Regions from separate parts of the Homo sapiens genome. Here region 2 is linked to region 1. A link is a loop called in an ENCODE intact Hi-C map of the cell type or tissue named here. Cell type or tissue: A673. All regions are shown on one strand. Each heading gives the region's core, and the rest is flanking DNA. Links, peaks and the distances in the headings are about the cores only. Region 1 overlaps SMO (smoothened, frizzled class receptor). Region 2 overlaps NRF1 (nuclear respiratory factor 1).

What was found. Peaks named below come from ENCODE experiments on the same cell type or tissue, not always from the same donor. Only the 100,000 strongest peaks of a DNase experiment are listed, where the experiment ranks them.
Region 2: a loop joins it to region 1, with 14 times the contacts of the local background. A loop is called at or near these places in 19 of 110 quality-filtered maps.

Annotation. Positions count from the first base shown.
Region 1 is chr7:129,210,781-129,222,478 of GRCh38, forward strand. It overlaps SMO (smoothened, frizzled class receptor), which reads left to right. Exons shown (of 12, transcript NM_005631.5): 10 at 185-333; 11 at 856-990; 12 at 1,244-2,765. The coding sequence ends at 1,671. Among named protein-coding and RNA genes, the nearest start is that of AHCYL2, 8.4 kb to the right of the region's middle. RefSeq lists enhancers at 5,958-6,546, 7,931-7,980 and a silencer at 11,228-11,522. In A673, for the core only: a CTCF peak has its summit at 7,943 (motif pointing right); a DNase peak (open chromatin) is centred at 7,981.
Region 2 is chr7:129,635,219-129,651,193 of GRCh38, forward strand. The region is part of intron 1 of NRF1 (nuclear respiratory factor 1); the gene reads left to right. Among named protein-coding and RNA genes, the nearest start is that of NRF1, 31 kb to the left of the region's middle. In A673, for the core only: a CTCF peak has its summit at 9,630 (motif pointing left); a DNase peak (open chromatin) is centred at 9,583.

The sequences.
Region 1 (11,698 bases), core at 6,651-9,150:
ACACAGGAGCTCTGCATTCTGGCCCCACTTCTTTGCAGAGAAGGCCTCTACTCCTGAGTCCTTGAAGGACTTGAGGCCCTTGGGAGCCTCCTTCTCTGGAAAGAATGGCATCGCTGGCCCTTCCCAAGATTTGATGGGAAGTGGCAGCTTCTTCACGCTCCTTCCCTATCCCTTCTGCTCTCAGGTTGACTGGGCAGAGTGACGATGAGCCAAAGCGGATCAAGAAGAGCAAGATGATTGCCAAGGCCTTCTCTAAGCGGCACGAGCTCCTGCAGAACCCAGGCCAGGAGCTGTCCTTCAGCATGCACACTGTGTCCCACGACGGGCCCGTGGGTGAGCCTCACCCCTCCTCTACCGGAGCCGCCTGGCCCCGCGCTGCCCATGTGCTAGTCTCTCCCAGCCTGCTGGGGGCACACAGATTATTTGGAAGACCGACTGTGAGGAGCAAGGCGCTCCCTCCATCGCTCACACACCCATTCTTCCCCCGGCCCCTCCTACCCTCTGGGGGGCTCTCCCCTCTCTGTTTCTGCCCCTGGGTCTGCTTGCCGGTGCTTGGGTTCCAAGAAGACTCCCCTCCCTCTCCCTTCTCATAAATTCTCCAGTTGCTCTCCCTGGGCAAGAGTAAGTCAGGGTTCCAAGAACTGGATTTCTGGCCTCCAGTTAGGCCCTTTGGGGACGTGAGGCCCTTCTCTTCAGATTCTGAAGGGGTAGAGATCACCGTGGTTACAGGGTGAGCTTTCTCTGGTGAGCAGGAGGGACTGGCTGTGGGAAGATGAATGGCACTGACTATGGGAGGCACTGCCAGGGACCGGGAAGTCACTATTCCTTCTCCTTTCCTTCCTTCCATTCCCACAGCGGGCTTGGCCTTTGACCTCAATGAGCCCTCAGCTGATGTCTCCTCTGCCTGGGCCCAGCATGTCACCAAGATGGTGGCTCGGAGAGGAGCCATACTGCCCCAGGATATTTCTGTCACCCCTGTGGCAACTCCAGGTATGAGAGTTCAAGCTTCTGGAGGAAGGTGGGGGGAGCACAGAGGCTGGGGGCTTCTGGGACTGGAGTACAGGGGCTGTCGGAGGAGGAGGAAGAGGAAGGAAAGGCCCCAGAGGATCTGAAGAGTGGGGCTGAGGCTCTAAGAGTCTAGAGACCTGGGCCCCAGAACTAACAGGTTAAGTGCTCCCAGGGGAGCGGGGGTGGCATGGACAGAGCCAGGGCCCCAGGCTCGTGTTGTCTCTCCTCCTGTCAGTGCCCCCAGAGGAACAAGCCAACCTGTGGCTGGTTGAGGCAGAGATCTCCCCAGAGCTGCAGAAGCGCCTGGGCCGGAAGAAGAAGAGGAGGAAGAGGAAGAAGGAGGTGTGCCCGCTGGCGCCGCCCCCTGAGCTTCACCCCCCTGCCCCTGCCCCCAGTACCATTCCTCGACTGCCTCAGCTGCCCCGGCAGAAATGCCTGGTGGCTGCAGGTGCCTGGGGAGCTGGGGACTCTTGCCGACAGGGAGCGTGGACCCTGGTCTCCAACCCATTCTGCCCAGAGCCCAGTCCCCCTCAGGATCCATTTCTGCCCAGTGCACCGGCCCCCGTGGCATGGGCTCATGGCCGCCGACAGGGCCTGGGGCCTATTCACTCCCGCACCAACCTGATGGACACAGAACTCATGGATGCAGACTCGGACTTCTGAGCCTGCAGAGCAGGACCTGGGACAGGAAAGAGAGGAACCAATACCTTCAAGGCTCTTCTTCCTCACCGAGCATGCTTCCCTAGGATCCCGTCTTCCAGAGAACCTGTGGGCTGACTGCCCTCCGAAGAGAGTTCTGGATGTCTGGCTCAAAGCAGCAGGACTGTGGGAAAGAGCCTAACATCTCCATGGGGAGGCCTCACCCCAGGGACAGGGCCCTGGAGCTCAGGGTCCTTGTTTCTGCCCTGCCAGCTGCAGCCTGGTTGGCAGCATCTGCTCCATCGGGGCAGGGGGTATGCAGAGCTTGTGGTGGGGCAGGAACGGTGGAGGCAGAGGTGACAGTTCCCAGAGTGGGCTTTGGTGGCCAGGGAGGCAGCCTAGCCTATGTCTGGCAGATGAGGGCTGGCTGCCGTTTTCTGGGCTGATGGGTGCCCTTTCCTGGCAGTCTCAGTCCAAAAGTGTTGACTGTGTCATTAGTCCTTTGTCTAAGTAGGGCCAGGGCACCGTATTCCTCTCCCAGGTGTTTGTGGGGCTGGAAGGACCTGCTCCCACAGGGGCCATGTCCTCTCTTAATAGGTGGCACTACCCCAAACCCATCTTTTGTTCTCCTATATCCTCCTTCTTCTGTTCCATTTCAGTTCAGTTTCAGCGGTGCCAACCTCTTTGCGTTTCCTTTTTGTTGATGAGGACCCAGAGCTGCTGCACACACTCACCTCTAACCCCCTCCCCTCGCTGCTGGGCCCCATCTCCACAGGAGAGACTGGTTCAGCTCTAGGGCCTCAGTCTGGAGTGGGATAGGAGCAGTGAGTGACAAAGCCTCTGAAAGATGCATCATCTCTTCCTCACACCCATTTAGTGGGGGATGGGTCCTCTAGACTTGAGGGGCTACCCTGGGAAGCTGCCGTAGCTTCAGCCAGGCAAGAAAGCTTCCTTCAACCTGCATAGCCGGTGGGTGAGGAGATTCCCACCTTCCATAGCCTCCAAACATGTTCCCAAGGCCCCACTTTCAAGAATCAGACAGCAGGAAGCCATAGATGCTGGCTGGGTTCCAGGTTATGGGGAGAAGAAATACAGTCAATAAAAGGTTTTTGTATAAACTCTTGGTGTGTTTTTCCTTTTTTTTTTCTTTTTCTTTCTCTCTCTTTTTTTTTTTTTTAATTGAGATAAAAGTCTCACTCTATCCCCCAGGCTGGAGTGCAGTGACATGATATTGGCTCACTGCAACCTCCGTCTCCTGGGTTCAAGCAATTCTGCCTCAGCCTCCTGAGTAGCTGGGATTACAGGTGCCTGCCACCACACCCAGCTAATTTTTGTATTTTTAGTAAAGAGGGGGTTTCACCATGTTGGCCAGGCTGGTCTCGAACTCCTGACCTCAAGTGATCCACCCGCCTCGGGCTCCAAAGGGCTGGGATTACAGGCGTGAGCCACCGCGCCCAGCTAGTGCGTTCTTTCTTCTATGGGCTCCGATCCTGGCCTCCTTACCTTGTCTTGGTCCCAATCTTTTTGGTCTTCCCCATCTTCCCGAGGGTGCTCTGAAAGGCCAAGAGCTTTGTGCTAATGTGGCCACGGCTGACAGTCAGATGTCAGGCTGATGGCGCCCTCATGTGCTGGCTGTCCACCTGAGCCAGTCGGCTCTATATGAACAAAAGCTCTTCTGTGACCACGGCTGCCTCGCGGAGCAGTGATCACAAGATAATTGAGCACAGGCATGCAGCTTCCCCTGGGGTGATGGTGTCTGCCTGATGGGAGTGGAGATGGGCAGGACTCCTCGAGGCATTCCTGGACCTCATCTCTGGGGGCCTCTTTCTTCTACCAGGGACGTCCATTGGGCTAGACGCATTCTGATCCACAGCTTCCTCCCCTGGCCAGTCAGGGAAGCCTGTTAGCCCCACTTCCTCCAATGAGATAATCAGTAGAAGACTGGGAACTGGGGTGCAAGGGCTCAGGATTATGAGAGAAGGAGGTCTGTGTAGCAAAGGGGCTGGTGCCCACAGACCTGGCGGGTATTGTGGAGTACAGACCAGGCTTGTTTGGGGAGTACTCTTTTTTGTTGTTGAAATAGAGTTTCACTCTATTGCCCAGGCTGGAGTGCAGTGGCACAATCTCAGCTCACTGCAACCTCCGCCTCCTGGGTTCAAGAATTTCTCCTGCCTCAGCCTCCCGAGTAGCTGGGATTACAGACGTGTGCCACCATGCCCAGCTAATTTTTGTTTGTTTATTTATTTATTTATTTATTTATTTATTTATTTATTTTGAGAATGAGCCTTGCTCCATCGCCCAGGCTGGAGTGCAGTGGTGCCATCTCAGTTCACTGTAACCTCTGCCTCCCTGGTTCAAGCGATTCTTCTGCCTCAGCCCCCCAAGTAGCTGGGATTTCAGGCGCGCACTACCACACCCCACTAGTTTCTGTATTTTTAGTAGAGACAAGGTTTCTCCATGTTGGCCAGGCTGGTCCCAAACTCCTGACCTCAGGTGATCCGCCCGCCTTGGCCTCCTGAAGTGCTGGGATTACAGATGTGGGCCACTGCGCCCGGCCTAATTTTTTTTTTTTTTTTGAGACAGAGTCTCCCTGTCGCCCAGGCTGGAGTGCAGTGGCACAATCTCGGCTCACTGCAAGCTCTGCCTCCCTGGTTCATGCCATTCTCCTGCATCAGCCTCCCAAGTAGCTGGGACTACAGGTGCCCGCCACCACGCCCGGCTAATTTTTTGTATTTTTAGTAGAGACGGGGTTTCACCATGTTAGCCAGGATGGTCTCAATCTCCTGACCTCGTGATCTGCCCGCCACGGCCTCCCAAAGTGCTGGGATTACAGGCGTGAGCCACTGCGCCCAGCCAGGAGTAGTCTTTGAATGCTGCTCATGTGATGAGGACACCGCATTTTGACCATGGCCAGATTCCAGGAGAAGGGGAAAGGGAATACTAACCCACGGATTGTATTCCTAGGCACTTTACATGTGTATTAATAATAGCTAACTCTTGGCTGGGCACAGTGGCTCATGCCTGAAATTCCAGCACCTTGGGAGGCCGAGGCAGGAGGGCTGCTTGAGCCCAGAGTTTGAGACCAGCCTGGGCAACAAAATGAGACCCCCATCTCTACAAAAGATTAAAAAATTAGCGGGGCGTGGTTGTGTGCCTGTGGTCCCAGGTCTTGGGAGTCTGAGGTGGATTGCTTGAGCCCAGGAGCTGGAGGCTGCAGTGAGCTGTGACTGCATCACTGTACTCTAGCCTGGGCAACACAGCAAGACTCTGTCTCAGAAAAAAAAAAAAGCCTCCCCCTCCCCCTCCCCCTGCCCCTCTCCCTCTCTCTTTCTTCGGTCGCCCTCTGTTGCCGAGGCTGGACTGTACTGCCGTGATCTCAGCTCGCTGCAACCTCCCTACCTCAGGCTCCCATGATTCTCCTGCCTCAGCCTGCCAAGTGCCTGGGATTGCAGGCGCGTGCCGCCACGCCTGACTGGTTTTTGTATTTTTGGTGGAGACGGGGTTTCGCCGTGTTGACTGGGCTGGTCTCCAGCTCTTGACCTAGAGTGATCTGCCCACCTCGGCCTCCCGAGGTGCTGAGATTGCAGAGTCTCGCTCACTCAATGCTCAATGTTGCCCAGGCTGGAGTGCAGTGGCATGATCTCAGCTTGCTACAACCTCCACCTCCCAGCCGCCTGCCTTGGCCTCCGAAAGTGCTAAGATTACAGCCTCTGCCCGGCCACCACCCCATCTAGGAAGTGAGGAGCGTCTCTGCCTGGCCGCCCATCGTCTGGGATGTGAGGAGCCCCTCTGCCCGGCCGCCCCGTCTGGGATATGAGGAGTGCCTATGCCCGGCCGCCCCGTCTGGGAAGTGAGGAGCACCTCTGCCTGGCCGCCACCCTGTCTGGGAAGTGGGGACCACCTCTGCCCGGCCGTCACCCCGTTTAGGAAGTGAGGAGCGTCTCTGCCTGGCCGCCCATCGTCTGGGATGTGAGGGGCACCTCTGCCCGGCCGCCCATCATCTGGGATGTGAGGAGTGCCTCTGCCCGGCCACCACCCCATCTGGGAACTGAGGAGCGCCTCTGCCCAGCTGCCCCGTCTGAGAAGTGAGGAGCCCCTCTGCCCAGCCGCCCATCATCTGGGATGTGAGGAGCGCCTCTGCCCAGCCACCCACCGTCTGGGATGTGAGGAGCGCCTCTGCCCAGCCGCCACCCCGTCTGGGAAGTGAGGAGCGCCTTTGCCTGGCCCCCCTTCGTCTGGGAGGTGAGGAGCGCCTCTGCCCGGCTGCCCCGTCTGGGAGGTGAAGAGCGCCTCTGCCCGGCTGCCCTGTCTGGGAGGTGTACCCAACAGCTCCAAAGAGACAGCGACCATTGAGAACGGGCCATGATGACGATAGTGGTTTTGTCGAAAAGAAAAGGGGGAAATGTGGGGAAAAGAAAGAGAGATCAGATTGTTACTGTGTCTGTGTAGAAAGAAGTAAACATAGGAGACTCCATTTTGTTCTGTACTAAGAAAAATTCTTCTGCCTTGGGATGCTGTTAATCTATAACCTTACCCCCAACCCCGTGCTCTCTGAAACATGCGCTGTGTCAACTCAGGGTTAAATGGATTAAGGGCAGTGCAAGATGTGCTTTGTTAAACAGATGCTTGAAGACAGCATGCTCGTTAAGAGTCATCACCACTCCCTAATCTCAAGTACCCAGGGACACAAACACTGCAGAAGGCCGCAGGGACCTCTGCCTAGGAAAACCAGAGACCTTTGTTCACGTGTTTATCTGCTGACCTTCTCTCCACTATTATCCTATGACCCTGCCACATCCCCCGCTCCGAGAAACACCCAAGAATGATCAATAAATCCAAAAAAAAAAAAAAAAAATGCCAACTCTTAGTGTATGCTTGCCGGGTACTTCTCTAAGCACTTTGTGTACATTAATTCATCAAATTTCACAGATTCAGACCTGTGAGGCTCTGTTAACACCCCTCAAGATACTGAGGCACAGAGAGTTTCAGTAGCTTGCCCAAGACCACACAGTAAGTGGAAATGCTGGCATTTTGTTGGCTCCAGTGGGCACTTAGCCATGGTGCTCCACTGTCTCTTGTTTAATTCAGAGAATAATAAACCAATCAGAGGAGCTCATTTTATGTGTTAGGTTGATGCAAAAGTCATTGCAGTTTTTGCCATTTTATTTTATTTTATTTTAAGTATTTTGAGACAGAGTTTCACTCTTGCTGCCCAGGCTGGAGTGCAATGGTGTGATCTCAGCTCACCACAACCTCCACCTCCAGGGTTCAAGTGATTCTCCTGCCTTAGCCTCCCAAGTAGCTGGGATTACAGGCATGTACCACCACACCTGGCTAATTTTGTATTTTTAGTAGAGATAGGGTTTCTCCATGTTGGTCAGGCTGGTCTCAAACTCCCGACCTCAGGTGATCCACCTGCCTTGGCTTCCCAAAGTGCTGGGATTACAGGCGTGAGCCACTGAGCCCAGCCAGTTGTTGCCATTTTAATTGGAAAATATAAGCTCAGTGAAGCAAAATGACTTGCTTGCTACCCCGCAGCTAGTGAGTGACAGACACTAGGTCCAGGCTCTTCCTGACTAGTGTCCAGGCTCTTTCCACGCTTAATCCCGCCTTTGATTTTTCTCTCTATCCAGGTTTCCTGGTTTATGTTCCCTCTGGCCATCCCACATCCTCTTACACCTGCTCTTCTTGTTCTTCCCGGCCGTTACTGCTTCCCTTAGCATTGTTACAGCTATTTTTTAGCCTTTATCAACAACAGTATTTAAAATAATGAAAGTTATCAGTGCTGTTTAAGGATCTTTTCTGAAACAAAGGGGAGTGTTACAATGTTCTTCTTTTCATCTCCAAAGACAGTTGACTACTAGTTTTCCTCCCTCCTTCTATCCTTTCTTTAGTGGGATTACTTATGTAAAGGATGGGAGATGGGGTGAAAGGGGAGTTCAATCTGGGCCTTAAAAGCTGAGAAATAGGCCAGGCACTGTGGTTCACGTCTGTAATCCCAGCATTTTGGGAGGCTGAGGCGAGAGAATCACTTGAGTCCAGGAGTTTGAGACCAGGCTGGCCAACATGGCGAAACTGTGTCTCTACAAAAAATAAATTAGCCAGACGTGGCGGTGCATGCCTATAGTCCCAGCTACTCGGGAGGCTGAGGTAGGAGGACTGCTTGAGCCCGCGAGGGTCAAGGCTGGCCGAGAATGCACCACTGCACTCCAGCCTGGGCGCTGGGCTACAGCAAGCACCACCCTGTCTCCAAAAAAACAGCTGAGAAATGTGACATTTGTGCAGAGACTCTGTGGCCACTAGGGGGCAATGTGAGCCCACCTTTGTGAATGCAGATGTCCAGCACCATGGACACTCCCACAACCAAGAAATCTTCCAGTAGTATCCCTACGGGAGCATCAATCTCAGGACTGAACAACAGTAACCACCCTTCTACCAAAAGCTCCTGAGTGAGATCCCCAAAGAAACCCCTCAGGATCCAAGGGGAGCCTGGTTTGTGGGACTCCCAGTTTGGGGGACTCCCTGCTATGCTGTTGCCCTGAAAACACAGCTCCCCATGCGTGCCCCTCATCACAGGCTCTGCCCTCAGCTGCCTCATTGGGCCTCTTACCATTCTTTCAAATTCAGCTGGCCTTGCCTCTGTTTGTTCCAGCTTCCTTAAAGCAGTCTGTCCACTGCCCATCTTTGTTCCTCTGTGCTTTTTTTTTTTTTTTTTTTTTTTGAGACAGGGTGTCACTCTGTTGCCCATGCTGGAGTGTTGTTCCTCTGTCTTCTTTTTTTTTTTTTTTTTTTTTTTTGAGACAGGGTCTCACTCTGTTGCCCAGGCTGGAGTGCAGTGATGCAATCTCGGCTCACTGCAGCCTCAATTTCCTGGGTCAGGCGATGTTCCTGCCTCAGCCTCCCAAGCTGCTGGGACTACAGGTGCACATCACCATGCCAGCCTAATTTTATTTTTTGTAGAGATGGGGTCTCACTATGTTGTCCAGGCTGGTCTCCAACTTGGTCTCGGCCCAGGTGATCTTCCTGCCTTGGCCTCCCAAGGTGCTGAAATTGCAGGCATCAGCCACCGTGTTCAGCCTCTGCCTGCTTTTTTATTTTTATTTTTAGAGACAGAATCTTGCTCTGTTGCCCAGGTTGGAGGGCAGTGGTGCAATCATAGCCCACTACAGCCTCAAACTCCTGGGCTCAAAGGATCCTCCGGCCTCAGCCTCCCAAGTAGCTACAACTACAGGCATGTACCATCATGCCAGACAAATGTTATTAAAAACAAATTTTTTTTAGAGACAGGGTCTGGTCATGTTGCCTATGCTGGTCTTGAACTCCTGGCATCAAAGTGATCTTTTGCCTTGGGCTCCCAAAGTGTGGGGATTATAGGCATGAGCCACTATGCCCAGCCTACTTTTGTTTTTAAGAAATTGAAACGATATAGAAAAGTACAAAGAACAACCTAATAAACACTCATATTCCCACCACTCAGAATTATCAACTTTTTATCATTTTATCATATTTGCTTCAGATCTTTTTTTTTTTTTAAAGAAAAGTATAACAGATTTAGCTAAAGTACCCTTTGACCAATACCCCACCCCACTCTCCCCGCTGCTCAAAAGGAAAGCAAGCCTGGGCACAGTGGCTAGCACCTGTAATCACAGCACTTTGAGAGGTTGAGGTGGGTGAATCACGAGCTCAGGAGTTCAAGACCAGCCTGGTTAGCATGGTGAAACCCCATCTCTACTCAAAATAAAAAAAAAATCAGCTGGATGTGGTAATGCGTGCCTGTAATCCCAGCTACTCGGGAGGCTGAGGGAGGAGAATCGCTTGAGCCTGGGAGGCGGAGGTTGCAGTGAGCCGAGATCCTGCCATTGCACTCCAGCCTGGGCAACTGTGTGAGACTCCATCTAAAAAAAAACAAAAAACAAAAAACCACAAAAAAACAGGCTGGGCACGGTGGCTCATGCCTGTAACTCTAGCACTTTGGGAGGCCAAGGCAGGCAGATGGCCTGAGCTCAGAAGTTTGAGACCAGCCTGGGTAACATGGTAAAACCCCGTCTCTACTAAAATATGAAAAATTAGCTCGGCATGGTGGTGGGTGCCTTTAGTCCCAGCTACTCGGGAGGCTGAGGCAGGAGAATTGCTTGAACCTGGGAGGCGGAGGTTGCAGTGAGCCGAGATTGCGCCACTGCACGCCAGCCTAGGCAACAAGAGCGAGACTCCGTCTCCAAAAAAAAAAAAACAACTAGAAGTTCGAGACCAGCCTGGGCAACATAGCAAGAGCCCTACTCTACCAAAAACATTTTTTTTTAATTAGCCAGGTGTAGTGGTGCAAACCTGTAGTTCCAGTTACTTGGGAGGCTGAGGTGGGAGGATTGCTTGAGCCCAGGAGGCAGAGGTTGCAGTTAGCTATGATTATGCCACTGCACTCTGGCCTGGGCAGCAAGAGTGAGACTCTGTCTCGAAACAAAAAACCAAAGTTTTCTTCATATGTCTGGTGACTTTGGTTGTCTGTTCATACTTAAGAATGTGACACTAAATTGTTCACGGAAGCTCTGTGAACATGAGTATGGTCTTCAGGGCGGGTGATCTGGCTGGCTTATTTCCTTTGGAAACTCTCAATGTTAGTATCTTTGTTTTCTCTCTTGGATTGGTCAGATACCTCAGAGAAATTCTTCTTTTTTTTTTTTTTTTTTTTTGAGACACAGTCTTGCTCTGTTGCCCAGGCTGGAGTGCCGTGGCGCAATCTCAGCTCACTGCAGTCTCTGCCTCCCAAGTTCAAGCAATTCTCCTGCCTCAGCCTCCCGAGTTGCTGGGACTACAGGCGTGTGCCACCACACCCAGCTAATTTGTGTATTTTAGTAGAGACGGGATTTCACCATGTTAGTCAGGCTGGTCTCAAACTCCTGACCTCGTGATTTGCCCGCCTTGGCCTCCCAAGTGCTGGGATTTCAGGTGTGAGCCACCGTGCCTGGCCAAGAAATTCTTCTTTATTGGCCGGGCGCGGTGGCTCAGGCTTGTAATCCCAGCAGTTTGGGAGGCCAAGGCGGGCAGATCACGAGGTCAGGAGATTGAGACCATCCTGGCTAACATGGTGAAACCCCGTCTCTACTAAAAATACAAAAAATTATCCGGGTGTGGTGACACGTGCCTGTAGTCCCAGCTACTCGGGAGGCTGAGGCAGGAGAATTGCTTGAACCCAGGAGGCAGAGGTTGCAGTGAGCCGAGATCATGCCACTGCACTCTAGTCTGGGCGATGGCACGAGACTCCATCTCAAAAAAAAAAAAAGAAAAAGAAAAAAAGAAATTCTTTTTTATACCAATGTCCTGCATGGACGTTACATTCCTGCTTGCCAGCGTTCTGGAAGCTGAATGAGCCGGGTGAAGGAAGAAGACCTGTAGTCCAAATATTTCATTAAATAGTTCATAAACTGGTGCTTAATTACCCTGTTTCTAGTATGTAATTTGATCTTCAACTGTACCTGGTGTCCCTCAGCTACAAGGATGGCAGAAGCAGCAGGTATGTAGGGATGGAGTTGACAACAGGTTGAAGAATGTGTCCTGATGGTTGGCCCCAATCAGTGGTGGTGACTGGAATAAAACAGGGTATCAGTTTCATTCCAGTGCTCTAACTCCTTATATTTTATAACCACATCACACTGAAGAATTAATTCATCCTCTCAGTAATCAATTCTAGTGGCAGGTAGGCAGCTGCTGCCTATGAGCTCCAACACATGCCAGGTGGCTGTACCGTAGCTCCCTTGAGCATTAGGGGGAAGAATGAAATCAGTTACAGAGCTGCTAATCTCTGCTCCGACAGCTGGAGGATGAAGCTCTGGGCTGGTTTCTTTTTAACAGGAAGGAAATTCTGAAAGCCGGAATGTGAAGAAAAAACTTAAGAATCTCTTGTGTCTTGTGAGCTCTGTGGAAATGGCAGTGCTCAGATGCCTTCCGACATGTACTGTGAGGCACAAATTTGGAGATCAGGAAATGAGAGCCTCCATTCAAGGCAGGACAACCACACAGAGTGAACAGATTTCCAAAATAGTAGGACAGGAAAGAA
Region 2 (15,975 bases), core at 8,410-10,909, 430 kb after region 1:
GGAAACAATACGTTAATAAAACTTGCTTTCCTTTGTAATTTGTTAATTATAGGGCAACTGTATAAAATGTTTTAAGACTATGATAGCAGAAGAGTTTTGGTTTTTTTCCTACCTTTCTCTGGGAGAGCTTTTCAGCTTCTACTGTTACAGTTTTTGTTTGTTTGTTTGTTTTTTAAGCACACCACCTTTGGGAGTGTTACAGTTCTTTAAAGAGGACCGAGCCTTTGCTTAAGGCTAGCTTCATACTGTTTGTATAATTCTGTTTGTATGTGCATTTGTACATACCCCCAGCTGCAGCAGAATATCAATAGATTCTGTTCTCCCAGGAGAAGGGCAAGGACTGTATCCAATCTTATCTGGGGTATGTATCCAAATGACCTAAGACAGTCTTCCTAATAAACACTTTTGGACCGCAGGGTTCAGACTCTCCTGGGGTGGAATCTTTTTTTGTTACCTTTCTTTCTGCCTGCTCGTTTAAGTCAGGATGCATGCAAGGCCCACGTCTCCAGTGCCCCCAAGTGGTTGTCTAGGTTTTGCAAGAGGACATCTAGTGATGGGAGAACTCACTGCTTCCAGCCACTCTGTCTATACACCCCGTTAGAAAAATGATCTGTTGACCAGAATTTTGCCATAATTTCCTACCTTTTTTTTTTATTAGGGTCACAGACTTAATCTAATTCCTCTTCCTCATAATGGTCTTTTAATATTTTATGAGAGAGATTCCTAAAGTCCTTCTTTAGATTTAAACACCTCTTATTTTTCTAACTATTCATTAATTAAGCATTTTCATAGTCCCAGTGAAATGTAACGGGCTTTTTCTCGTATCTTTAAAAGTGGAGTGCCCAGGGCTAAGTACAGGAGTGGTCTTTGTTCACATTGTGCATATGTTGCTTGTCATGTGATACTTTTTTTTCCAGACTAAATTTACTGTGAGCCAGTGTTTCTGAATCTTTTTACTTTCTCTGTGATGATGACACAAGTCTCCATCATCCTGTTTTTGTTCAATGGATTGTGGGTTTTTTTCCTTTTTTTTCAAAACAGAGTCTCACTGTGTTGCCCAGGCTGGAGTACAGTGGTGTGATCTCGGCTCACTGCAACCTCCATCTCCTGGGTTCAAGCGATTCTTGTGTCTCAGCCTCTCAAATAGCTGGGATTACAGGTGTGTGCCCCACACCCGACTAATTTTTGTATTTTTAGTAGAGATGGGGTCTCACCATGTTGGCCAGGCTGGTCTCAAACTCCTGACCTCAAACTGCTGACCTCAGGTGATCTGCCTACCTTGGCCTCCCAAAGTGCTGGGATTACAGGCGTCAGCCACTGCACCTGGCTTTTCAATGGGTTTTTTTAGAACAAAGTTTAGAATGATATGTTTATGCCTGTGAACATTTATCTTGTTAGATTATGCTCACTAAGCCATTGGGGTGTTTGGGGAATTTGATCAATGTATCTTTTCTGTCTCTTTTCAGTTTCGAAAACTATCCCTCTGCTGCTGCTTTTCTTCCACTTGTCTTTTCTCAATAGCTGATTCTAGTTTGTGTTGCTTCGATAGATACGTATGGCTAAACATAAACCTTAGACAATAGAAAAACGTATTCATTTGCAAAGCTGCCAGGGTGTTTGGAGTGCTTGAATCATATTGAACTTCAAGAACCATTATGTTTCTTTGTCTTTTTGACAGTTATTGGAGCCAATTTGTGTGTTTTCAGTTTCTCTTAAACTTTCAGTATGTATTTGAAAAGCTTGCAGGCCCCAGTTACTGTGTCTATAATGCCTAGTAAGTAAAATGACCCACAGACCAGTCAATAAGACAGGGCTTAACAGGAGAGTAATCCTTGGTCCTCAGTTTCCCAACTGTACAGTGAAATACTTGGATTAATCACCATGTTTCCACTTGTGCTCTGGAGTTCTGAGTGGTGAGGAGGATGAATGGCTTTAACTCTCTGCATTCCCATACCCTTCAATAGAAGAAATTCCACTGTTACCTTACATTTTGAGGTTCTGTACAGGATTCTGCTTAAAGAAAAGGCTCTGCTGAAAAAAAAAAAAAAGAAGAAGAAGATTCATTGGAAACCCCTGCAAAAAAGCAAGGAAGAAAATGGCTCCCAGAGGACACTGGGCAGCTTGGAAAGTCTGTATGTGTCCCTGATTTCATGAGTTTGGAGGCCTCTGGTATTTCATTTGGTAAAAAGAAGAAGAGCTTATGCTGTTTGTCTTTTCTTTCTCAAACCTGGACATAACAATGGTTATAAAAGTAATCACAGTCTTATTATTTTGAAGGGAGAAATAAATCTATAAAGCAGAAATAAAGTTTTTATAATCCATAATTCTATTTTGCATAGATAAAAAGTATTCTTAATAGTTTTAGTATATCTTTTGAAATTATTTTGTTTGTCCACAACCATATTTATTTACACTTAAAAAAATGAGACCACACTCATTCTAGCAGATTTTATAACCTGTTGTTTTCAATTTCCATCATTTTATGGATTTTTTTGTGTGTCAATACACATAAATCTATTTCATCCTTTAAGACAAGCTTATCCAACCCGCAGCCCACAAGCTGCATGCGGCCCAGGATGCCTTTGAATGTAGCCCAACACAAATTCATAAACTTTCTTAAAACATTATGAGATTTTTTTGTGATTTTATTTTTTGTTTTTTTTTTTCTAAGCTCATCAGCTATCGTTAGTGTTAGTGTATTTTATGTGTGGCCCAAGACAATTCTTCCAACGTGGCCTGGGGAAGCCAGAAGATTGGACACCTCTGCTTTAAGGCTTCTGTGATATTTCTCTGTACCAAGAGTTAATATTCCTTGTTGCACAGCACATGGAGTCTATTCTAAAGTAGACTCTAGTTTTTTTTGTACATTGCTACTGGCACAGTTTTTTTTTTTTCAATAGTTCACTCTTTTTGGGGGTTGTGATATGTGGTGTTTTTTTCTGGTTGCTTCCTTTTCCTCTGGTTTGACTACAGATCAAGACCTGTGTTATCCCAGTCAAGCTACAGATACAGATTGCCCTTTTCTTTCAGACAATAGCTCTAATTTAATGTCCCCTTTCATAGTTACAAGTCTGTTCTTCAGAACAAAATCTTGGCAGCCAGAATTATACTTGACACTTTATTCCAGCATATTACTGCTGGCGAGAAAGACGGTTGACTTGTTTTGACCCAAGTGAGCTTAGTTCTAAGAGACTAGGAAGGTGGATGATGAGCAGCTTTTGGTGGTTTGACAGCCAGCTGCAGGACATCCATTGTGGCCAGGACCGAGTAGCTGCTGATAAATGTGGGTATGGTAAATTACATTTGATGGCCTCTTTTCCCCTTCTGTTTTTGAGAATTTTATCAAAGATTACACTGAGAAAGTGGTATTGAGAAAAATATTTTTTATTCTTATGGGATAATTATTCTCTTCTCTAGCCTATACTTCTTGTAAATGGCAACATTGGTAGTAGTCATGGAAAAATTTTGGTGATTGGTTTTTTTAAACAGGAAATATAGTGTAAATGTTATTTAGGTAGTTTTGATTTCTTTAGGAACTTAGGTAGCATTTCTCCCCTCCTTCTGTGAGTTTAGTGATATCTTTTATAGACTTAAATTCTAAAATGGAGATGTTATGCCTAGTTTTAGGTAAAGGCATTTTAATTTTATGTTCAATTACTTTCTAAATTTTGCTTTAGTCTTGAAATATAATATGCTTTTTTACTTTAACATCCTTGTGTAGGATTCTAATTTGATTTTTTTTCCTTCTTACTACTGTGCCTCTAATTTTGATTATATGGCATCTTTAATTTTCTAAGTAATTCAAGATACAGTTTATCTCAATGAATTAACTCACAAAGTAAATATGGGAATTTTTTTTGGGACAGGTTCTCACTCTGTCCCCCAGGCTGCAGTGCAGTGACACAGTCTCTGCTTACTGCAGCCTCGACCTCCATGGCTTTACTGATCCTCCCTTCTCAGCCTCCCGAGTAGCTGGGATTATAGGCGTGCGCCACCATGCCTGGCTAATTATTGTGTTTTTAGTAGAGATGGGGTTTCACTATTTTGGCCAGGCTGCTCTCAAACTCCTGACAATTTATGGGGATTTTGGTTATTTGATCTTGACTCTTCCATATATACTTGATTTCCAGTAATTGGCGTGGTTCCAGTTTTACATTTTGTTGTTTCCTTGTTCCTAAATTTATATAAATAATAATTTGTACAGATTTTCATACCTTTTAAAATTCAACTTAAAATAATTTTTATAAATTGGTTTAATACAAACATAGAAATGGTGTGCCCAACTCTCCATTTTCCTTAAAAAGTCAGCCCCTTGTCCCCACAACCCTTTTTTTTTTTTTTTTGCGAGATGGAGTCTTGCTCTGTCGCCCAGGCTGCAGTGCAGTGGCATGATCTCAGGGCTCACTGCAACCTCCACCTCCTGGGTTCAAGCCATTCTCCTGCCTCAGCCTCCCGAGTAGCTGGGATTATAGGTGCATGCCACCACACCCAGCTAATTTTTGTGTCTTTAGTAGAAACAGGGTTTCACCATGCTGGCCAGGCTGGTCTCGAACTCCTGGCCTCAGGTGATCCGCCTGCCTCAGCCTCCCAAAGTGCTGGGATTACAGGCGTGAGCCACTGCGCTCTTCCGCCCCCCCTTTTTTAAAAAAAGTAATATTTTTCTCTTTCCATCTACTGAAAATGGGAATGGATAGTTAGCTAAACAATTTAATATAGGTGAAGAAGAACATAAAGTCAGTTGAACACTCTGGCGCTCACAGAATACTGTAGCTTCACAAGACTGCTTTGGCAACTTTATAAACTGCATTTATTCCTGTGGCTGAGAATCATGCTGTCAGACCTCTCAGTTTGTGGGAATCAACTCTCAAAGTAGCTATTGTATATTATCTAAGGCAGTGATGGTGGGGTTGAGGGTTGAGGGAGCAGGAGATGTATTAGAGGGACCAGGATGGGTGGCTGCAGGTACAATTTGAAAAATCAATTCAACACACATACCGTTTTATAATACAAATTCACGGCTGGGTGCTGTGGTTCATGCCTGTAATCCAAGTACTTTAGGAGGCCAAGGTAGGAGGATCGCATGAGCCCAGGAGTTTAAGACCAGCCTGGCAACATAGTGAGACCTGGTCCCTACAAAAAAATTTTTTTAATTAGCTGGGCGTGGTGGCTCCCGTCTGTAGTCCCAGCTACTCTGGAGGCTGAGGCAGGAGGGTCCCAGGAGGTCAAGGCTGCAGTGAGCCATGATTGCACCACTGCACTCCAGCCTAGGTGATTGAGTGAGACCCTGTCTCTTAAAAGACAAAACCCAAATTTACCGTACCCCCAGTAAAACCCAAATTTTGGCTTGAAGATTAATTAATTAATAGCTTAATTATTAAGCTATTAATACATAATAGCTTGCATTAGCAGTTAAGGAGCCCAAGCAAATAATGAGTGGAGACTGTGCTCGGGTACAAAGGGTGGGACTCTGATGGAGCAGCTGGAACACTTGATTGAGAAGCAGGAGATAGGGGTTCAAGTTTTGGATTTGCCACCAATTAGAGATGTGACTTTGGGTAACTCACTGGGTCTTTCTTGGTCACAATTTGGAAAATGAGAACATCAAACTAGTCTCCAAAGTCTTAAGCATTTTAGGTTTGCCTCTGGTTAAAGGAATGCTCTGTGGACAGTTGGATTTGACCAGTTATCAAGGTAAGATTATATCTTTGGGAACCAAAGTAAACAGTTCCAGATTTTTCAGCCAGTCTTCATCAGGGTGTTATTTGTACATCCTAACAAATCACAGAGCCGTGGAGACCTTATGATGAATAACCATAAGCCTCCTGGCTCTTCCCTTTTCTTGCCATCCCAGTCCTACTATCCAGAGACAGCCTTTAAAAACTTTTTCACTATTTCTGTTTTTAGCTTCACTTGTGGTTACTTCCATAAGCCTTAATAATGTGTTTAGACTTCTGTTCCTTGATTTATCAACTTTAGATGATACCTGTGAAGTTTTTGATGTGAAAAATGAGAATTTAACTCACTTTTTTACCCCTGTCATTATTTGATATTTATATTACTTTGAAAGTCATTTATTAATTATCTTTATAATTTTAAATGATAAACTTTAATTTTTTGATCCATCAACTTCCTGTAGGGCCTCTTAACTTGCCATTTTGGAAAATGGGATTGTAAATACCCCCTTCACGTCCCTCTTTTTATATTCTACCTTCTGATACCTGTACTCAACTTGCATATTGTCTAGGTTATAAAAGGTTAATATTTTTATTCTGTCTTCCATTCACCACCAAGTATTGTGTGCTTTCCTTTATATTTAGATTGCTGTTTTTATTGCATTCGCTTTCTCTGCCTGCTGTGAACATATGCAGAATCATAAGTGTACGATTACTCAAAATGTTTATGTCTTTTAAAAGCTAAGGAAATAATTTGGTATGTGCTTAAAGACTCAGCTTATTTTATTTTTATTTATTTATTTTTTTGAAATGGAATCTCGCTTTGTCACCCAGGCTGGAGTGCAGTGGTGTGATCTCGGCTCTCTGCAACTTCCACATCCCGGGTTCAAGCGATTCTACTGCCTCAGCCTCCCGAGTAGTTGGGACTACAGGTGCGTGCCACCACGCCCAGCTAATTTTTTGTATTTTTAGTAGAGATGGAGTTTCACCATGTTAGCCAGGATGGTCTCGATCTCCTGACCTTGTGATCCACCCGCCTCAGCCTCCCAAAGTGCTGAGATTACAGGTGTGAGCCACCGCACCCAGCCTAGCTTATTTTATTTTTTGAGACAGAGCCTCATTCTGTTGCCTAGGCTGGAGTGCAGTGGCACAACCTCGGCTCACTGCAACCTCCGCCTCCCAGGTTCCAGCAATTCTCCTGCCTCAGCCTCCCTAGTAGCTGGGATTACAGGCACTCGCCACCATGCCCAGCTAATTTTTTGTATTTTTTTTTAGTAGAGACAGGGTTTCACCCAGTTGGCCAGGCTGGTCTTGAACTCCTGACCTCAAGTTATATGCCCGCCTCAGCCTCCCAAAGTGCTGTGATTACAGACGTGAGCCACCGCGCCCAGCCAAGACTCAGCTTATTAAACCATTTATTTACTCATTATTCAAGAGATATTTATTGAATACTAGTTATCATTAACAGTGCTATTTATAATAGTGAGAAATTGGAAATAACCTAAATGACTTCAGAGGATTGGTAAACTAAACTACTGTATGTTCTTACAGGGAATGCTCTGTAGACATTTAAAAAAGATACAAAAATGTTAATAACATGGAATATTTTAATCTATATTAAGTGAAAAAATATTTGTAATACAGTATATACAATATAGGCTCATTTTTGTTTAAAAACAATGAAACAAAACCAACTGTATAAGAAACTAGCAGGGGAAATGCTGGAAGCATATACATAAAATAGTTAACTTGGTAATGTAGCTATCTCAGGTTACAGTGATTTGTGTTTATTTTTAATTCCCCTATATTTTCTCAGTTACCCCCAAAGAACACAAGTCACTTCTAAAAGAATACATTCTTTAAAAAATTTTTTTTTTTTTTTTTTTAAATGAGATAGGGTCCCATTGTTTTCCAGGCTGGAGTACAGTGGTGCAATCTCAAGTCACTGCAACTTCTGCCTCCTGGGCTCACTCCATCCTCCCACCTTAGCCTCCCAAGTAGCTGGGACTACAGGCATGCACTACCACACGCAGCTGGTTTTTGTATTTTTAGTAGAGATGGGGTTTCACCATTTCACCCAGGCTGAGAATACACTTTTTAAACTTAGAGATACAAAATTAGAATTGCCAGTCATAGGTTTTCTTGGAATACACATGCTACAATAATGTAGGAGTACCTGATAAGAATTCAGTAAATATTTGTTGAATGAAGGAGAGAATGATTGAATAGCAGAGATTCCTAGGTCTGTGGTATTGGCACTTAAATACTTTCATAATTTTATCCAGAAACAAATCCTTAGTTCAGTTATTTCAGAAGAAAAATCATGAATTGAGCTGTCCTGCAGAAGCTAGGAAATAGCTTTAACTGGCTGTTGGTTGTGTAGTGACAGATCCAGCAGAATTGAGCCCGCCACTGAAGCAGCCAGGCAACAATGCTGTTTCACAGTATGCAGGATCTGAATAAAAGTGTCCTTTGTGCTTATTTGAGACTGGGGGGCGGGACTTGTGGCAATTTACGTTATTTTTCCATAATGGAAATTGAGGCAGCCTCTAATCCTGCTATCACACATGGCAACTACTTATTTGATTTTTGGTAATTTGGGAGCAGCTGTGGACAAACAATTATTCTGCAAAAAGAGCCATGCCAGCTGCATTCTGACCCAGTTGCAAATGCTTGGGTAGACCAAACTTCCTATTCACCATCTTTCTAAACCAGGGATAGCTTTAACAACTCACCTGCTTTTTATTGATATGTGTAGCTTCTGGTAAGCGTCTACATATTTGAGAATGCACTCTCTAATGCTTTTTTATTGTTGTCACCAACCTTCACTAGGCACCTACTTCATTCAGGCAGTGTGCCAGACACAGGGTTGTAAGCTACAAGATGTTATACAGTGTGGATAGACTGCTTTCATTTTGACAGGTGGGTCAGCATTAGCTTTATTTTTAGTAGACTAAATGGCAGTGTAAAGAAAGAATCTGGTGTGGAGGCAGTTGGGAGCTGTGTTCCTTTGGTCCCCAGACTCCCCCTGAATCTGCTGTCTGCGCGTTCATTGATGTCCCCTTGCTATGCCATGTGCTTTCACAAGCCGTTGCTGCTGCCTGCAGTGCCCTTTTTTTCATTCTGGAGCCTGACGAGCTTCTGACTGTAGACTCTGTCATTTCCTTCAGGATGCCTGCCCCATGTCCTTGCAGTTTTGTCTTCTCTGTGCTCCCTTAACCCTTAGCAAATATCACTAGAATAGGATTTGTTTTTTAAATGGCGAAAGCCTACTTACTTAACTGTATTAATTCAGTCTTTCAGTATACACTTATTTATTTTTTAAGCTCTTATAACCCAGGGGCTTAGAGAGATGTTTCAGTAAAGAAACATAGGAAATTAGGTAGGTAGGGTCATCTATAATGAGTAAAAAGACAGCGTACTTTTGACTGTGAACGTCTGTAGGGCAAGGACAAAACGCTGACAATCTTTATTTCTGTCTCTATAGTGCTGAATTATCACAAGGGACAAATGGCCTGAATAATTGTATGAACCCACTCTATTAGAAATTACCTTCACACTGATAGATAATGGCCTGTGATAAGAAGCAAGTCAAAACTTTTTAGAATGTAGAACTGCACTGTTCAATATAGTAGCCACAAGCCACATATGGCCATTTAATATTAATTAAAATTAAACATTTAATTCCTTATGATCTCATGTGGTCAGTAGTCCACATGTCCAGCTACAGTTTTGGACAGCACACATTTAGAATATTTCCATCATTGCAGAAAGTTCTACCAGACAGTGCTAATCCAGAACCTATAAGAGAGTTGACATATTTTAAGCATTTGATGAAGTACATTGACTTAACTCTTCTCTATGGAAAGATGTTCCGGCAAGCCAAAATTCCCCATGCTGTCTTTACATTTTTTCCTTTGCTTGTGGCACCCTCTAGTGTTCTAGTAATACATAGTCTATTTATAATTTGAATAGAAGAAGATTGGAATATTTTGGAGAATTCTGTATGTGTAGCATTTTTCTAGGGAGGAGCTCTGTAGCTTTCACCCATCCCCAAGAAAGTTTATGATTCAAAAACGATTAAGAACTCTATGATAGAGGTATTTGTATGGTCAAAATTCCTAATGTGATCTGTAAACATTATTTCACCCAGTGTAAAAAAAAAAAAAAAAATCATGTAACTGTCCCTTCAACATTTCTTTGCTGTCCTCATCTTTGTACATGGAATAAGAATAAGTTACACTTATATAGCACTCACTATATACCATGTCCCCTTAAGCCCTTTTTCAAATAGTAATTCATTTTGTCCCCAGTAATTCTATGAAGTAGATTCTGTTATTTTCCTTCATTTGACAGATGTTACAACTAAGACAGAAAAAGTCAAATGAAACTTCTCCAAGTTGCTAGTAAGTGGCAGAGCAAGAAATGGAATACAGTATTCTGGTTCCAGAGTTTGTACCACCCCGCCGGAGAAGTGAGGATGTGTTTAAGTAGGCATGAGGTAGAATGGAGAGGAGACTCTCCAGACACTTGTACATGCTGAGCCCAGTTGTATAATAAGAAAAAAGAATGGTAACTCTAAATCGCTCTTTCCCATGCTGGAAATGATAGCCATTACCCACCACTGATTTTCAGTAGGTCTACGCAGTCCGCTAGGGAGTTAGGATGGTAGATAAAGGTCAAAGGTACCATTGCTACCACATTTTCTTTGGTTTCCAAAAACCTGATCTATTCATCGAGTAATATGACAAATTATTTTCTGTTTGTCAGTGTTATTTCTATGAAGAGACAGTATAGTACTATGATGTTGATTTTGAGGTTTGCAGGAATGTTAGACTTAAAGAGTAGGTCAGATAGACTCACAAACATAAGTTTGTGTTGATATCACCTACTTTCCTGTCTATGCTCCCTTCTCACTTCTAAGTGTCCCATTTCTGTCTGTGTGAAGCATTTTATTTTTATGTATTTATGTATTCTGAGATACAGTTTCACTTTGTTGCCCAGGCTGGAGTGCAGTGGCATCATCTCAACTCACTGCAGCCTCCGCCTCCCGGGTTCAAGCGATTCTCCTGCCTCAGCCTCCCGAGCAGCTGGGACTACAGGCGTGTACCACCACACCCGGCTGATTTTTGTATTTTTAGTAGAGACAGGGTTTCATCATGTTGGCCAGGCTGGTCTTGAACTTCTGACCTCAGCTGATCCACCTGCCTCCCAAGGTGTTAGGATTACAGGCGTGAGCCACCGCGCCAGGCCTGTGAGACATTTTATACTCTATAGCTTAGCATCTTTTTAATGATTCATTAAATTTGAGATTCATCAGTGTCTGAAAACAGAAACTCTAATTGTAGTCTTGTAAAAATGGGCTTCATTTTTTACATCACTTCTTTATTGAGGGTATGAGAATCCCGGATTGCTGCTTACCAGCACTGTATGAGTAATTTTGAATGCAAGTATGTATTTTCTTCTTTAAGTATTAATCGGGGCCTAGAAAACCATGTGTGGCATTTCAGATAATTTAATTCTGGGAACTGGGTACACAGGTGTTACAAGATGAAAGAGCACAAAAGACACTGGGGTAATCCAGATAGGAAGCACTACCACCCCTAGGTTTGGGGGAACAGAAGAGAAGAACCTGGAAGCTCAGAGAGGTCCTCCTGCAGCTGGTAATCTGATCTCCTAGTGGAATGCCATTCAGCTGGTACTCAACCACCAGGAGAGAAGAGGCACAGCTGGAGTTGGGAGGTGCAACACTCCTCTTGCTGGAGCAATGCTGATATTATAACAATGAAAACAGCAAAGAAATCCCTTCTTCTCTCCCCTTCCAGTCTCCCTAGGCAAAACCTAACAGGATACTGGCAGTAAAGTCTGGAAAACATGGTTGGCAGGCTCAGCCCCAGAGCGAGGAATAGTGCAACTCTGACAAGAATAGAAGACAGGGCTTGGAAGTGAGACGGAGAGAGAGAGATAAACAGCAAGCATAACCTTGTAGGAGAGTTACAGAAACTGTAACTGCCTGGGTGTAGCTTTAGTTATTAAAATGTGCAGCTGATTACCCACAATCATTTATCAAAGAGCACATTATGATAGATCTATTCATAGAGACTTTATGGACCCGAGCCCTGACTTCAGTGAGCTTACAGTATTTTCTTTTCTTTTTTTCTTCGAGATGGAGTCGCACCCTGTCGCCCAGGCTGGAGAATGCAGTGGCGCGATCTTGGCTCACTGCAACCTCCGCCTCCCGGGTTCAAGCAATTCTCCTGCCTCAGTCTCCAGAGTAGCTGGGATTACAGTCATGTGCCACCATGTCCGGCTAATTTTTTGTATCTTTAGTAGAGACGGGGTTTTACCATGTTGGCCCGGCTGACTCCAGACCTCGCGATCTGCCCGCCTCTGGCCTCTCGGGATTACGGGCATGAGCCACCATGCCTGGCGCTTACAGTATTTTCATAAAATCATCCACTCATCCCTAAGTCATTATGAAGTTGTGTGGTAAAGCTTTTTTTTCTTTTCTTGCTTTTTTTTTTTTTTTTGAGACAGAGTCTCGCTGTGTTGCCCAGGCTGGAGTGCAGTGGTGCGATCTTTGCTCACTGCAACCTCCGACTCCCAGGTTTAAGTGATTCTCCTGTCTCAGCCTCCAGAATAGCTGGAATTAAAGCCACCACCCCTGGCTAATTTTTGTATTTTTAGTAGAGATAGGGTTTCACCATGTTGGTCAGGCTAGTCTCAAACTTCTGACCTCGCGATCCCCCAGCCTTGGCCTCCCAAAGTGCTGGGATTACAGGCGTGAGCCACCACGCCCAGCCCAAAGCTTATTTTTCTTAAGCATTATATAAAAGCATCATTGTTAACTGGATTATCGTGTTATTAGTATTAAGGAATATTTACAAAGTTAACCTATTGGTATGAAAAATATTTGATTAGTCATACAATTTTGTTAGTTTTAGATGCCGCAAATTAGGAGTTTGTCTTCCTCAAGGCAAGGCCACTTCTAAACTTGAACTGTGCTGTTCTCAGTTCTTAACGTAAGAAGGGAGCTTTATTTATCTAGTGACAGTTTGCTCTAACATGTCATTTAATTTTAATTTTCAAAAGGATCAGTTTGGAAGACTATATCATAGCTATTTGTTTTTAAAGCTCATTTTGTTAAAAGTCAAAGTAATACATTCATATAATAAAAGATGAAATAGAAGGACTTACAATAAAAATCAATAGTCTTTTGCCACTCTTTCCCCATCCCGAGTCCCACTTTTCAGAGACAATTAGCTGTTTTTTGTTTATAGTTTAACTGTTTTGTTTATAGTATCATCAAACAGTAATGCCTCCATAACTCTAAATAATATGTCTATACCACTATTTCTTGATTTATCAAATGGGCATTATTGACTTTTTTTTTTTTTTTTTTTTTTTGAGAAGGAGTCTCGCTCTGTCGCCCAGGCTGGAGTGCAGTGGCACAATCTCGGCTCACTGCAAGCTCCGCCTCCCGGGTTCACGCCATTCTCCTGCCTCTGCCTCCCGAGTAGCTGGGACTACAGGTGCCCGCCACCACGCCCGGCTAACTTTTTGTATTTTTAGTAGAGACGGGGTTTCACCGTGTTAGCCAGGATGGTCTCTACCTCCTGACCTCGTGATCCGCCCTTCTCAGCCTCCCAAAGTGCTGAGATTACAGGCGTGAGCCACCACACCCAGCTTGACTTTCTTTTATGGAATATAAGGTACTTATTTTTTTAGTACTTTTCCTTTCCCTTGTACTTTTGATAGTTACATTGTAATACTGTTTCCATCTCCTGCTAATAATGTCTCCTGACTCCCTCACCATGTAAGGATAGGATATTAATACTCTATACTCCTAGCCATTCTTCCACCTTTCTGTCCCTCTCCCGCCTCCAAATTTCTGTCAGCCTTATCTTTGCTTTTTCATTGTCATGGTTCATAACTTTTACCTGCTGTTTTGTATTATATTTCATTTTCTGTATTTTGGTCTGTAGTCGGGGTCTGGAGATGGAACTACATGTACAACTATAGCTTCATTTTTTTTTTTTTTCAACTGTAGAGCCCAGTGGTGTGGGAGGGTATTTTTTTTCTTTCCATGTCTGATATCATCACTCATACACTCTTTGAAAGAGAATTATCCTAGGTCAAATGGATTTTTCTTTTCTTATGTTCCATTTTTACTCACAATTAAGCCACATTTTACTTTGATTCTATTTTCACTCTGACTTGAGCTGTGGAATTGTTTTTAATTTTTACTGCTGTGGTGAGATTTCCATCCATTACCCTAGTGTCCCCCTGAGGAGCAAACCCTATAGTTGACTTTAGGCTTCTTTAGGCTTCTTGAGAAAGGGTAAAATTTCTATCCTAGTTATGCAGTTTATATTCTGGATATGTTCAAGAATGTAAGTTGAGCCAGCCTAGGTTCCCCCCACCCCACCCCGGGTTTGGACTGTAGACTGAGGCTAGGTGTCAGATTTTCCCTTAGGCAGTTCTTGTGGTTTTTCTTTTGATATGATAATGCTATTGATTAGACTAATGCTTTCTTTTACATTTAGTTACACTTTGATTAGATTTCCTGGCCTGCTTTTCTTTCTGCTTTGATTTTTAAAATACTCTACACTTAATCTCATCCATTATGTGTGGATTAGACTAAATTTAACTCCCTTGGACATTTCCTTCAAATTCCAGTAGCTCCTTAGGTATTATTGACTACAAGTACCAGGGTGCTCTGGGCCAAGACAATCTTTTTCTGTGTTTTCTTCCACTAACCCACCCATACTGGCCTAGAGGGACAAAAGTAGCAGCTCTTCTGTACCAGAGAGTACCCCTACCCCAACCTCTTGTAGTTTATATTATAAAGAAGGACTTTTTAATTTAATTTTTTTTTTAAGAGAGAGGGTCTCACTCTGTCACTCACACAGGAGTGCAGTGGTGCGATCTTGGCTCACTGAAGCCTTGTCCTCCCAGGCTCAAGCAATCCTCTTGCCTTAGCCTCCTGAGTAGCTGGGGCTATAGGCATGTGCCATCATGCCCAGCTAATTTTTCATTTTTTGTAGAGAGGGGGTCTCCCTATGTTGCCCAGGCTTGTCTCGAACTCCTGGACATAAGCAATCCTCCCACCTTGGCCTCCCAAAGTGCTGGGATTACGAGTGTGAGCCACTGTGTCCGGCCAAGAAGGACCTTTAGATGAAGGATATATTGCACCCCAGGTGATGATCCAGGGTAAGAAAGATTTTAGTAAAATTGTTACCATGTTAAGTTATTGCTTGGGGGAATTTTTTTTCTTTTTCCTTTTTTTTTTTTTTAAATGAAGTATTGACTAATCTGCTGAACACCACTGGCTCTGGGTGATAGGTATGCTGTTTTATTTGAATGTGGTGTTGAGTCACAGGTCATTATGTATTGCCGGCGCTTTCGTCTTACTTTTTATATCAGTTCAGAGGAATCACTCTCAAGTCCATCTGCTGCCTCTTCATTTTGTGCACTGTTGTGAAATTATGCTAGGGGCCTTGGTTTCCTATAGTTTCTTTATTTTATGTCTAGGAGAACAATATTTCAGTTGCTGGAGTTAATATAGGGCTTTTTAGATGCCTGATTCAGTCTCTTACACAGTTAAGAAAACCATCCTCAGAGATGACTGTCTGATTTAGAAATGAAGAAATTGAGGCCCAGTGCTTGTGAGACTAGTCAAGTAATGAGTCAAGAAGGGTAGAATCGGGAAGACATAGAGATTCTGGCATCATCATAATTAATGTCAGGCACTTATTGCTGGGCACTGTGTTCCTCACTTTATCTGGGTTATCTCATTTAATCCTCATATCATCCTTTTGCGAATAGGTAGTCATTTTTTTTTTCACTTAAAAAAAATGATAGAATTGTAGCTTAGAGGTTGAGTAACTTGTCCAGGGGTTCTGGATATCTTGGTGATAGACTGTGCTGTTTTATAAAATAGAGAATATTTAATATATTTTTACCTATTGACAGTTCACATCACTTTAGCTATCCAGGGAATCTAACTCCTCATGGAGGAAAGCTAAAATGCTTCACTAAATTGACTTGGGAGAGTGGGGTCTGATGATGTCCAGCAATATGTCATATGTCATATCAGTCATATCTGGCATTAACCAACCTGCTTCTTTTATGATTTTATGGAAACATTGTAAGTATCATTCATAAGTATCCCACTCTAGTTAAAAGAAGTCAGAAATACCTTTGCCTTTGCTTTTCACAGGGTGTGCTGAATAAAAATGGTTAGAGAGGCCGGGTGCGGTGGCTCAAGCCTGTAATCCCAGCACTTTGAGAGACCGAGGCA